Linked DNA regions of Homo sapiens: region 1 is linked to region 2. Evidence: read pairs that join two places in POLR2A ChIA-PET (ENCODE). Cell type or tissue: PC-3. All regions are shown on one strand. Each heading gives the region's core, and the rest is flanking DNA. Links, peaks and the distances in the headings are about the cores only.

Region 1 (5,000 bases), core at 1-5,000, 220 kb after region 2:
AAGTGAGGAAACTCTTAGTGGAGATTGGAAGAAACAGGGTCTCTGTTATGAAATAAAAGAACATTTTGTAAAAATGTGGTTGGTAGCAGAAATGTAAGTTGAATGTACCTCATGAAGTGGGTGGTCTAGCTAAGGAGATTTTCAGGCAGAATGTGGAAGGTGTTGCTTGGCTTCTTACTGCTGCTCACAGTAAAATAGGAGAGAGAGAAGGTAAAAACAAACAAACAAAACTGTTCAACATAAAGGAACCGGGATCTGCCGGTTTTAAAAATGCCCAGCCTCTCCAGATGGCACATGATGCTAACATTAAGAAATGGTTTCTAGGCAAAGATCAAATTCAGGGCACAGTCAAGAAAACACGGTCTACAGATTAAACTTAGGATGTGACTTAAATCTTTTTGTGAAGACTTCAGAAAGATCTAAAGTGATGCCTCAAAGAGCTATTCAATCCAAAGGCTCTCGACGGATTTTCTAGGCATGCCTCGCAGATCCTCTTTTCAACAGCAGGGTTTCTAAGAATGTGAAGGGCACTGTCCATGCTGCCCCTCAGCTTCAGAAGAATACCAATGCAGACAACAGCTTACCCTTGAAGATAATTCTGGGTGTGGTTTTTGTCTAATGGAATGGACCCCAACAAGATTCCCAGAAAACCCACAATTATTTTAAGAAATACTGAATTACTGATTTTAAGAGTCAAAGGTAGGCCGGGCGCAGTGGCTCACGCCTATAATCCCAGCACTTTAGGAGGCTGAGGTGGGTGGATCGCCTGAGGTAAGGAGTTTGAGACCAGCCTGCCAACATGGTGAAACCCCATCTCTACTAAAATACAAAAATTAGCTGTGTGTGGTGGCGAATGTCTGTAATCCCAGCTACTCAAGAGGCTGAGGCAGAATTGCTTGAACCCAGGAGGCGGAGGTTGCAGTGAGCCGAGATCACGCCATTGCACAATAGCCTGGGTGATGGAGCAAGCCTCTATCTCAAAAACAAAAAACAAAAAAGTCAAAGGTAATATAAAATAAAAAGGAGGAAGCAGGCTGAGAAAACGACTACACTGAAAATACAGGCTACTTTTCACAGAAAAGGAAGGAGAACTCAGAGGGCAGAACCAAGACAGAAATCACTCCCAGGCTTTGAGTCCCAATTGAGGAAATGCCACCATAAACCCTAGCGGATTTCGGAACTGGAATGGATCAGCGACTCTTGTACGCTCCCTGTTTCTCCCTTTTTGGATGGGCATGTCTGTAATGGTTATCCTATGGCTGTCCCACTGTGCATTGGGTTTGTGGAAGGGAGCAGATAGCCTCTCTCTCTAGTTCTCAGATCTTCAGACTGAGAGGACCTATACTTGAAGAACTGGACCCCAGGAGCCTCATCTCACCTCAATGATGAGAGCCTGGACTTCAAACTGATGCTGTCATGGGACCAAACTGTCGGGGATTTGGTGGCGGTGAGGGTATTCTGCATGAGGAAGGAACACAAATTTCTGGGGGTCATGGTGAACTACATGGCTTGTCTCTGAATGGCTCCCAATAATCCTTGCTTCCCAGTTCATGCCCTCTCACAATGAGTAAGACTGACCTGTGTGACCCATAAGATATTGTGAAAAATTTTAATTAAAAAAATATATTGTGAAAATGCCAGTACGTGGCTTCAGAGGCTAGATCATAAAGGGCACAGTGGCTTCTACCTTGCACTCCTGGATCCCTACCTGTGGGGACATCCCACTGCCATGCATATCATGAGAACACTCGAGCAGCCCTCTGGAGAGGCCCATATAGACAAGAACCAAGGCCTCTTGCCAACAGCCAGCCCAGGGCAAATCACGTGAGTGAGGCACCTTGGAAGAGATCCCACAGCTCTTCAGTATTCACGTGACCTCAGCCTTGGCTGATAAATCTTAATTGTAACCTCATAAGACACCTGAGGCAGAACGGCCCAGGAAGCCACTCCTGAATTCCTTACCCACAGCAACTGTGTAATAAAAATTTTGGGGATGAAGAGATAACATACTAGGTTAAGTGACAGAGCCAGAATTTGAACCCAGTTCTGTGTGACTCAGAAGTCTGTGCTCTTAACCACACTGCAGTCTCTTGAGAAAGAGGCTTGTGGTTACCATGAATACCTGACCTGGTCGGTGTATGAGTGAGACTGGCAGAAAAACAGTAATGCATCCAGGCCCCACTGAAGGCATCTGTGAATGATGTAAGGCTTGCCTCTTACAGCTGGCTCCTAGATCCCGGGCCTCACCACCACTTGTGCTCCACCACGCAGGGCTCTGTGCCATGTCTGGCCATACCACAGACTTCCCTATCTTCATGCCTCTGCATGTGCGCCCTCTTGCAGTCTCTCCATCCAGCAAAGGCATACTTGTCTGTCTACTGTCATTTAGTTTACATTTTCTTAATTAAATTTTTTTTTTTTTTTTTTGGTAGAGACAGGTCTCACCATGTTGCCCAGGCTGTTCTCAAACTCCTGACCTCACGCAATCCTTCCACCTCAGCCTCCCAAAGTGCTGGGACTATAGGTGTGAGCCACCACACCTGGCTATTTTCTTAATTTTGATGTTCCTGACACATATCCTACACTCTACCTGACTCCCCTCCTAATCTCTCCCAGGAGAGAGAGACAGTTAATTACATTATCATCTCTGTATTTCACACAGATCACTTCCCATGCCAGAAAATATACAGAATTACAGCTATGGAATATTTATAGTTTGCATTCTATGCTGAATATAAGCAAGCTCTTATAGGCAGGGAGCTCATCTCACTCATTTCTGCACCCCAGTTCCTGAACCTGAGTCATTAACTAAACTACCTAATCCTCCTGGTGGTGGGAGGGTCTCTCATTTTCTCTTTCCTTGCTATTCCGGGGAGACATGGAATTTCCAAGGGCCTTACCTGGCAGAGAGCGGATGAATTCGTAGACGTCTTCTACATTCCACTTGGTGGGCTCACTTGGCAGGAAGTGGTGTCCCATGCCCACCAGGTCCCGCATATGCATGTCGGGGAGCTCCAGGTCCCGCTGGCCTTGTCGCCGGCGGGAAGTAGATGAGCTGGCTGAGATGGGTGACAAGGGTTCCTCATAGCTTGAGTTATCTGAGCAACGGCTGGAGTCTTCCTGGCTGTGTGTTAGCTGCAAAGCAGCAGTAACCGAAAGGGGCACAGTGCCTGTTGGCTGGGAGCAGAGAGTTTTCTTCAGGATGGGGGAACAAACCATCTCTAGCAGCAGTGATGAACAAAGGAGGTATTTCTCCTTTTTCTACTTGGCCTACTACTACACATCTGAGTTCCCAGATCTAACAGCATCTTCCATGCTGTCCTGTCTCCTACCCTAGGCAGAGTTAGTCCCTCTTAGTATTGTAGTGTCTACCACACAATACTGCAATTATCTTTTTCTAAACATGAGTTTTAAAGCAGGGCTCTGAGTTCTAGGAGGTGATCACAGAGCCACTTGAAATAGCATGTAACATTTCTTCTGTACGTACACAGCTTTGGACCATTCTTAAGGAGGTTTAAGACAAAAAAAAAATAAGGCAAAATTATACATAAGGTTATAAAACATCACACCATGCTGTGGAGTTCCTTTAAGGCGAGACTGTGTCCTTAGAGCCTAGTGCCTAACAGAGTTTCTGGCATACAGCTGGTGCTAAAAAATATTTAATGACTGAATACCCATGTTCCTGGTAGAGACCTTCAAGAACTCTGTGCTCGCGTGTTCAGGGAGGCAAAAAGGTGGCAAAACAAAGGGTGGAGGCTGCCTTCTCACCCAGCCCTCCACGTAAGGCAGGAGGTTACCTGAGCAGCCCAGGGGAGACCCCATTTCCGTGGCCCCAGAAGCCAAGGATGGAGGCAAACTGGAAGGTGGGGTGATGTTGAGGCAAGGCCACGGAAGGGGGCAGGGAACCTTGTAAGCACCCATGGGTCTAAATGAAGGGACCTACTGGGGTGCAGAAGGCTCGACTGGACAGGTCTACAAGGAATGAGAGCACAGCAGAGTGCGCTGAAGTCGGCAGCTGGAGGGGACCGTGGTGTCGAGGGCCATGGAAGGGAAGCTGTGGGGACTGTGGGGATGGAGCTTCAGGCTCTGCCCGCCTCTTACCTGCTTCTTGGTATCCTTGGTAAGTGGTGGCAGACTGGCTTTGCTGGCCCGACGGCGGTTGTGGGTCGCAGCTCCTGCCTTCTGCAGCTTGCTCCGGTCTGAGTGGAAAAGTCCCACCCGTTTGGTGCATCCCACGTTGTACCTTCAGGGACAGGGGAACAGGGGATGTCACAGTAGTCATTGTGCTTATGGGCCGTAGGCAGAATGAGCACAGCCAAGCTGTCTGACAAATTTTGAGTCCATCTATTGGTTCAGATCCTAACTCCATCACTAACTACTAGCTGTGTGACTTTGGGTTTAAGTCACTTAAGCCCTGATCCTCCGTTTCCTTATCTGGAGTTGGGGGTAATACCACTCACTTTCTAGGTCTGGTCTTACAACATGAGATAATGTCTGTAAAATGTTTGAGACACCTGGACTTGGACCAGGGCGAAAGCTCACACCTGACTTATTCCACTATAAATGTTACCCTGTGACGGGAAACTACTGTCCACTGTCCTGCTGGGGAGTGGCCTGGCTGCTCCAACAGCCTGAGGGGAATGAGGGCTGAAGATAGCTGAACTCTAGCTTGGCATGCAGAACACCTCTGTCTGGGACCTAGAGATTTCTTCTCTTCTGGGATTTCAGGGCTTCAAGGTCAGCTGTTGCTTCCATTGTGGTACAAAGACCACACATGGCTTTAGAATTGGACAAGCCTAAATCCCCAGGCCCATGGCTTATTAGCTATGTTATCTGAGGCACTACTACTCCTTTGTACTTTGGCTTCCTAACCTGTATAAAGGGGACAATAGTAATACCTGTCTTGGGAGTTATTTTGAAGATGAGATAATCGTATCAATTGACTGGCACAGTGACTAGCACACAGCAGGTTCTCAGGAAATGGCAGTGGTTTTTATGAT
Region 2 (8,802 bases), core at 2,291-7,290:
GATACCACAGAAATTCAAAGGATCATAAGAGACCACTACTAGCATGAATAACTATACACCAAGAAATTGGATAACCTAGGCAAAATGGATAAATTCCTAGACAAATATTACCTACAAAGACTCAATCATGAAGAAACAGAAAATCTGAATAGACCAATAGTGAGTTAGGAGATTGAATCAGTAATCAAAAACCTCCCAACAAAGAAAAGCCCAGGACCTTATGGCTTTACTGGTGAATTCTACCAAACATGTAAAAAAGAATTAATACCAATCCTTCTGAAATGCTTCCACAAAACTGAAGCAGAGGGAACACTTCCAAACTCATTTTACAAAACCACAATTACCTTAACACCAAAGCCAAATACACCATAAGAAAAGAAAATTACAGGCCATGTTCACAGATATGCAAAAATCCTCAACAAAATACTAGCAATCCAAATTAAATAGCACATTAAAAGGATCATACACCATGATCCTTTTAAAGTGGAATTTATCCCTGGGATGCAAAGAAATTTTAACATGTCTGAATTTATAAATGTGATGTACTATAATATTACCACAATGAAGGATAAAAATCATATGATCATCTCAGTAGATGGAGAACAAGCATTTGACAAAATTCAGCATCCTTTCATGATAAAAACTTTCAACAAATTAGGTATGGAAGGAATGTACCTCAACATGATAAGGGCCATATATGACAAGCTCACAGCTAATGTTATACTCAACAAGGATCCTAAGGTCAGGAGCAAGACTAAGATGCTCACTCTCACCACTTCTATTTAGTGTGGTACTAGAAGTCCTAGCCAGAGCAATTAGAGAAGAGGAAGAAATAAAAGTCATCCAAATGGGAAAGGGAGATGTAAAATTGTCTCTGTTTGCAGATGACATTATCTTATATATAGAAAACTCTAAGGCTTGGCGTGGTGGCTCATGCCTGTAATCCTAGCACTTTGGGAGGCCAAGGCTGGTGGATCACTTAAGGTCAGGAGTTCAAGACCACCCTGGCCAATGTGGTGAAACCCTGTCTACTAGAGATACAAAATTATCCAGGCGTAAAGATGTGTGCCTGTAATCCTAGCTACTTAGGAGGCTGAGGCATGAGAATTGCTTGAACCTGGGAGGCAGAGGTTGTAGTGAGCCGAGATCATGCCACTGCACTCTAGCCTGGGCAACAGAGTGAGACTCCATCTCACACACACACACAAAGGCCGGCGCAGTGGCTCATGCCTGTAACCCCAGCACTTTGGGAGGCCGAGGCAGGCAGATCACTTAAGGTCAGGAGTTCGAGACCAGCCTGGACAATATGGTGAAGCCCTGTCTCTACTAAAAATGCAGAAATTAGCTGGGCACGGTGATGGGTGCTTGTAATCCCAGCTACTCAGGAGGCTGAGGCACAAGAATCATTTGAGCCTGGGAGGTGGAGGCTGCAGTGAACTGAGATGGCGCCACTGCACTCCAGCCTGGCGACAGAGCCAGACTCCATCTCAAAAACAAAACAAAACAAACAAACAAAAAAACTCTAAAGACTTCACCAAAAAACTATTAGACTTAATAAGTTCAGAAAATTAGAAGATACAAAGTTAACATACAATGTTTCTATATGCTAACTATCTGAAAAAGAAATCAAGAAAACTATCCCATTTATAATTGCATCAAAAAATTACTTAGGAAATTTAAGGAGGTAAGAGATGTGTACGCTGAAAACTAGAAAACATTGATGAAGGAGATAAAAAAGGACATAAATAAATGGAAAGATACCCCATGTTTGTGAATTGGAAGAATTAATACTGTTAAAATGTCCATACTACCCAAAGCGATCCATAGATTCAATGCAGTCCCTATCAAAATTCCAATGATCTTTTCCCCAGAAGTATAAAAAAATCCTAAGATTTGTATAAAACCACAAAACATCCTAAATAGCCAAAGTATCTTGGGCAAAAAGAAGAAAGCTGGAGGCATCACATTATCTGATTTCAAAATATATACTAGAAAGCTATAAAGTAAGCAAAACTGCATGGTACTGGCATAAAAACGAACATATAGACCAGTGGAATAGAATAGAGAGCCCAGAAATAAATCCATGCATTTACGGTCAATTGATCTTCAACAAACGTACCAAGGACACACAATGGGAAAGGACAGTCTCTTCCATAAATGGTGTTAGGAAAACTAGATATCCACATATAGAAGAATAAAATTGGATGCTATCTCACACCATATACAAAATGGATTAAAGACTTTCAGATTGACTTTTTTTTTTTTTTTTTTGAGACAGAGTCTCACTCTGTTGCCCAGGCTGGAGTGCAGTGGTGTGATCTTGGCTCACTGCAGTCTCTGCCTCCTGGGTTCAAGTGATTCTGCTGCCTCAGCCTCCCGAGTAGCTGGGATTACAGACATGTGCCATCATGCCCCGCTACTTTTTGTATTTTTAGTAGAGATGGGGTTTCACCATGTTGGCCAAGCTGGTCTTGAACACCTGAACTCAAGTGATTCGCCCACCTTGGCCTCCCAGAGTGCTGGGATTACAGGCATGAACCACCGTGGCCCAGATTGACTTCTTTCACTTAGTAATATGCACTTAAGTTTCCTTCATTCCTTTCATGGCTTGATAGCTCATTTCTTTTTAGCACTGAATAATATTCCATTATCTGGGTATACAGCAGTTTATCCATTCACCTACTGAAGGACATCTTGGTTGCTTCCAAGTTTTGGCAATTATGAATAAAGCTATTATAAACATCTATGTGTAAGTTTTTGTGTGACAAGCAATTTTTAACTCCTTTGGGTAAATACTAAGGAGTACAATTGCTGGATCATATGGTAAGAATATGTTTAGTTTTGTAGAAAATTGCCAAACGGTATTTCAAAGCGGCTGTACCATTTTGCATTCCCACCAGCAATGAATGGGAGTTCTTGTTGCTCCACATCCACACCAGCATTTGGTGTTACCAGTGTTCTGAATTTTGGCCATTTGAGTAAGTGTTCAGTGGTATTTGTTGTTTTAATTTATATTTCCCTGATGACATATGTTTATTTGCCATCTGTATATATTCTTTGGCGAAGTATCTGTTAAAGTCCTTTGACCATTTTAAACAGAGTTTTACTTGTTTGTTTTCTCATTTTTGAGTTTTAAGAGTTCTTCATATATTTTGGATAACAGTCCTTTATCAGATGTGTCTTTTGCAACTATTTTCTCCCAGTCTGTGGCTTGTCTTCTCTTAACATTTTCTTTTTCTTTTTTTTTTTTTTTAAGTTAGAGTCTTGCTCTGTCACCCAGGCTGGATGGAGTGCAGTGGTGAGATCTTGGCTCACTGCAACCTTCGCCTCCCAGGCTCAAGCGATTCTCCTGCCGCAGCCTCTTGAATGGCTGGGATTACAGGTGTGCACTACCAAGCCTGGCTAGTTTTTGTATTTTTAGTAGAGACGGGGTTTCACCATGTTGTCCAGGCTGGTCTCGAACTCCTGGCCTCAAGTGATCTGCCTGCCTCGACCTCCCAAAGTGCTGGGATTACAGGTGTGAGTCACCACGCCTGGTGAATATTGTCTTTTGCAGTGCAGAAATTTTTAATTTTAATAAAGTCCAGTTTATCAATTATTTCTTTTATGGATTGTGCCTTAGGTGTTGTGTGTTCTATTCTTTTTTTTTTCTGTAGTGCTTATTACCTTCTAACATACTATATAATTTACTTGTTTGCCTCCCCCCTGCTAAACTGTAAACCCCAAGAGGACAAGGACCTTTGTGTATTTTGTTTATTAGTGTGTCCCAAGCATACAAAACAGTGATTATCCAAATATGTATTAAATGGCAACCTAATTCTGAAACTGGATTTTTGTTTTGGAGTGTATGCTGAATCATGGTAGCATTGACCTTCAGTTTTGATATCTGTGTGGGTTCCTAGGGCCTAGTCAAGATGGAGAATCCAATAGGATGCCCTTACATAGAGCTGAGAACCCAAAAGAAGTACATCCTTAGTGTAAGAGTCAACTAGAGAAAAAAGCCCATTCTACAGAGAATGGCAGCAAGAAAACTTCACTGTTTTGATCTTGGTAGTGATTGGAAGAGAGAAAAAAATTGAGATTTTGTAACCACAAGCCAGCCTTCTTTTGGGCTTATGGCCCAAATTCACATTAACTATGGTCTGAAAAACCTTAAGCCTCAAAATAATTTCATCTAGCAGAAGCAAACAAATTCTCTCTGGAGGAGGAATCTTCAGTTTAGGCTTCTCACTGATAAGGTTTCAAAGTACATGAGCTCACAGTCAAAAATCACAACATACAAAGAAACAAGTCATCGTGAGGAAGAACCGCAAAAGCAATAGGTAGCAGATCAGACCTGCGTTTACTTCATATATTGGAATTATCAGGTGCTAACATTCTTTTACAATGTTTGAAGAAATAAGAAATTGAAAATATGACCAAAGAATAAGTGAATATAAAAATATGTTGTAGCAGATTTTAAAAAGGATTAAATAGAACTAGAAATGAAAAATATGAAAATTGAAATTATGGCCAGGGTAAGCAGCATATTAGAGACAACAGAAGAGAGAATGAGAGAATGGGAAGATAGAGTTGAAGAAAGTATCCAAATGTAGCACAGAGACAAAAAGATATAAAATAGGAAAGGCTAAGGAAATGGTGCATAGAGTCAGAAGGCATAATGTCCAATCATAGTTTCAGGAAGAGACTGTATCAGGATACAAATGTCACACTAGTAATTTGAACAGGGAAATTTTAACATAAAGAATGGTTAACTGTAAAGGTGGTTCATTACAATTACTAAAAGGGGTAAAATCAGCTACCACCCCTGGTCCTGAGGGAGAGTGAAGAAGGCAGGAACTTAGAAACACAGAGGAGGAGGGCTCCTCCCTCCAAGGCTGATATTGAAACCTTTGAGGAGAGGCTGCAGTGTCACAGAAACAGCAGTCCACCAGTGGCAAACTTGTCAGAGGGTGACTACTGCAACAATCCATGCAGCACAGAAGCAGCCTGCTGCTGAGTGGGGGAGAATCTTGCTGGAAGGTGCAGGCCAGGGCTGAACTGTGAAGGCCACTAAGGCGAATGCTACCATGTACTTGCTGGGTAACCTTAGGCAAGTTACTTAATCTCTCTGAGTCTTACTTCTCTAGCTTGGAAAATGAGGGGGCTGAACTTTAATTACTAATGTTGCTTCTTTTTTTGAAGTGAGGCCATTCCAGTGTATCTTCACAAAGTTAGAGTTGGTTCCTTATTGAAATGGTCTGTCTTCATTGTGGGGTTTTGTTTTGATTTTTCTGTAGTTTTGATCAAGAATAGATGGTACAGCTATTGAATGCCACGTTGAGATGTTAAAATGTAAATGTATAGAGTAACCACTACAAGAATAGAAATAAGATAATATAACTTCTAACACAGAAAGTAATTAAAATAGTTTAGTTTTGATCCCAGCATAAGAAATAGACCAGCTGAGGCAAACTGGGGGGAATATTGAAACACATATATAATTGATAAGAGATTAGTAGACAAAATATATGAATAATTTTTTTTTTTTTTTCCTGAGACGGAGTCTTTTTCTGTCGCCCAGGCTGGAGTGCAGTGGCTCGGCTCACTGCAACCTCTGCCTCCCAGGTCCAAGCAATTCTCCCACCTCAGCCTCCCAGGTAGCTGGGTTTACAGGCACACGCCACCGTGCCTGGCTAATTTTTGTATTTTTTTTAGTAGAGGTGGGGTTTCACCATGTTGGCCAGGCTGGTCTTGAACTCCTGACCTTGTGATCCACCCACCTCGGCCTCCCAAAGTGCTGGGATTACAGGCGTGAACCACGGCGCCCGGCCTGAAGAATTCTTAAGTAAGGAATAGAGACAAACAAGAATCTCAAGAAAATAAGGAAAAAAGCAACCCAATAGAAATACAGGCAAGAGACTTTACCGGGCAATTCACAGAAGATAAACTGAAAAGGTGCTCAGTGGTAATCAAGGAAATGCAAATAAAAGTGAAAACGAGATACCATTTCATAACAACTAGATTAGAAAAACATTAAAAGCATGATAATGCCAACTGTTGGTGAGGATATGGTGTAGTTGGGTCCTTAGGCACTGCTAGGTGGCAGTGGTGTATCACTACTTTGGGAAACAAGTAGGCATTATTCAGATAAATTTGCACATATGTATGTCCTACATTACAGCAAGTTCCTAGGCCTATATTGTAAAGAAACTCTTGGCATGTGTGTTCGAGGAGATATATCAGAACATATATATCTTTATAATATAAAACATTGGAAATGACCTTAATGTTTATTGGCAGGGTAGCAGAAACATAAATTATGGTGTATTCTGTACAGTGAATTCTATACAGTGTATTGTGAACTTGTAGAGATTACATACTCTATAATTTATATAAATCTCAAAAGTGTGCAAAACTAAACAATACATTGTTTAGGGTTAGGTACACTCATGGAAAACAAAGTAAGAAAATGATGAACATGAAAGTGAGGATGGTGGTTACCTCTAAAGAGGTTAGGAAAGAGGAGATGTCATTGGAGTGGGCACATAGGGAGTTTCAAAGATACTGGAAATTTTATCTTTCTTCAGTTGGGTGGTAAGTACACAGATATTCATTTTATTGTCATTCGTTATATCTTAGACATGATACAAATATTCTTTTGTATAAATTATTTAACAAAAACTGAGTTTGTCATTTGCTTTATTATTATTCTTTGATAGGCTCACATTTATTCTTTTATCACATTATTTCTAATGTTTAGAAAAACATCCTGGGGATTTTAATTAGTAATAGTTTATTTAATCTAGTTATTAAATTAGGGAGAATTCTCTTTTTTGCTTTACTAAGTTTTTCTAGCTAGGACAGTGTAAACTTCATATCTTTTATTTCTTCCATGAAGGTTTTATTTATTTATTTTTTTTGAGACGGCGTCTCGCTCTGTTGCCCAGGCTGGAGTGCAGTGGTGCAATATCAGCTCACTGCAACCTCCACCTCCCAGGCTCAAGCGATTCTCTTGGGAGGCCTCAGCCTCCCAAATACCTGGGACTACAGGCGCCCGCCACCATGCCTGGAGAGATGGGGTAGAGATGGGGTTTCACCGTGTTAACCAGGATGGTCTCGACCTCCTGACCTCATGATCTGCCTACCTCTGCCTCCCAAAGTGTTGGGATTCCAGGCGTGAGCCACCGCGCCCAGCTGGTTTTATTATTTTTTTATTGTTTTATTTGAATAAGTATTACTGTGGCCCAAGTACATCCAAGAATGTAATAGCTTAATGCTTTCACTACTATTGTGAGTGAAAACTTTTCCCTGTGTTTTTGAGCTGAGATGCTGGCTTGCATTCTAAAATTCATTGATTTCCTCTAGTAACCACACCCACCCCCTTAAGATTTTCCAGGTGGGCAAATACGTTATCTGCAGTGTAATATTTTATTTCTTCATCTTCTATGTATTATGCTTTTTTGTTTCTTTTTTTCTGATAGCTATTGCTAGCATTTCTCATCATATATAAAATGGGAATGATGACAGAAAGCTTCAGACTTGGAATCAGAAGACATGGGTTTGAGACCTGGCTCTGCCATAGACCAGCTGAGTAACCTTAGGCAAAGCAAGCTACTTAATCTCTCTGAGCCTTGTTTCTCTAGTTTCTCCATTTGGAAAATGACAGGGCTGAACTTCAGTGTATCTCAATGAAGTCAGAGTTGGATCATTATTTAAAATAGTCTCTCTTCATTGTGGGGTTTTGTTTTGTCTGTAGTTTTAATAAAGAATAGATGCTACGGGCTACTTCATGGTATGTTGACATGTATTGGGAAAATTAAACTTGAACTGTAGATCTATATTTTCCATGTTATGAAGCCAGTGATTGACTTCTCTCCTGTTGTCTGCACCTTTCATTTTAGAGATAATATGACTGTGAATTTGGTTAGCTAAGATTTCATGTCAGGTTTTTGCCTATATATTCACAAGTGAGATTTTGGCCATAGGGTTTTTTTTTCTTTTTATCTCATTTTTGTCTTTTAAAATATTTTTGTACGAATTATTGATTTATTCTTTTCTTTTTTTTTTTGAGATGGAGTCCTGCTCTGTCACCCAGGCTGGAGTGCAGTGGTGCGATCTCAGCTCACTGAAACCTCCGTCCGGGTTCAAATGATTCGCCTGTGTCAGCCTCCTGAGTAGCTGAGATTACAGGCGCCTGCCACCATGCCTGGCTAATTTTTTTGTATTTTTAGTAGAGACAGGGCTTTACCATGTTGGCCAGACTGGATGATTTTTTTTTCTTTTCTTTTTTTTTTTTTTTTGAGATGGAGTCCCGCTCTGTCGCCCAGGCTGGAGTGCAGTGGCGCAATCTCGGCTCACTGCAAGCTCCACCTTCCGGGTTCACGCCATTCTCCTGCCTCAGCCTCCCAAGTAGCTGGGACTACAGGCGCCCGCCACCATGCCCGGCTAATTTTTTGTATTTTTAGTAGAGACGGGGTTTCACCGTGTTAGCCAGGATGGTCTCGATTTCCTGACCTCGTGATCCACCCACCTCAGCCTCCCAAAGTGCTGAGATTACAGGCATGAGCCACCGCGACCCGCCTTTTTTTTTTTTTTTTTTTTTGAGATGGAGTTTTGCTCTTGTCACCCAGGCTGGAGTGCAATGGCTGGATCTTGGCTCACTGCAACCTCTGCCTCCTAGGTTCAAGCGATTCTTCTGCCTCAGCCTCCTGAGTAGCTGGGATTACACGCCCAGCTAATTTTTGTATTTTTAGTAGCGACAGGGTTTTGCCATGTTGGCCAGGCTGGCCTCAAACTCCTGACCTCAAGTGATGCGCCCGT

Evidence for each region. ChIA-PET counts read pairs that join two places held together with the same protein. Peaks named below come from ENCODE experiments on the same cell type or tissue, not always from the same donor. Only the 100,000 strongest peaks of a DNase experiment are listed, where the experiment ranks them.
Region 1: POLR2A ChIA-PET joins it to region 2 with 5 read pairs; 2 of 35 experiments call an interaction of 5 or more read pairs at or near these places.

The regions. Positions count from the first base shown.
Region 1 is chr1:33,325,970-33,330,969 of GRCh38, forward strand. PHC2 (polyhomeotic homolog 2) reads right to left here. Exons shown (of 15, transcript NM_001385109.1): 13 at 4,102-4,243; 14 at 2,901-3,177. Among named protein-coding and RNA genes, the nearest start is that of MIR3605, 4.0 kb to the right of the region's middle. RefSeq lists enhancers at 3,614-4,114, 4,115-4,615. In PC-3, for the core only: no CTCF peak of the experiment used is centred there; a DNase peak (open chromatin) is centred at 2,092; H3K27ac peaks cover 521 bases.
Region 2 is chr1:33,106,090-33,114,891 of GRCh38, forward strand. The region is part of intron 10 of AZIN2 (antizyme inhibitor 2); the gene reads left to right. Among named protein-coding and RNA genes, the nearest start is that of AZIN2, 29 kb to the left of the region's middle. In PC-3, for the core only: a CTCF peak has its summit at 6,084; no DNase peak of the experiment used is centred there.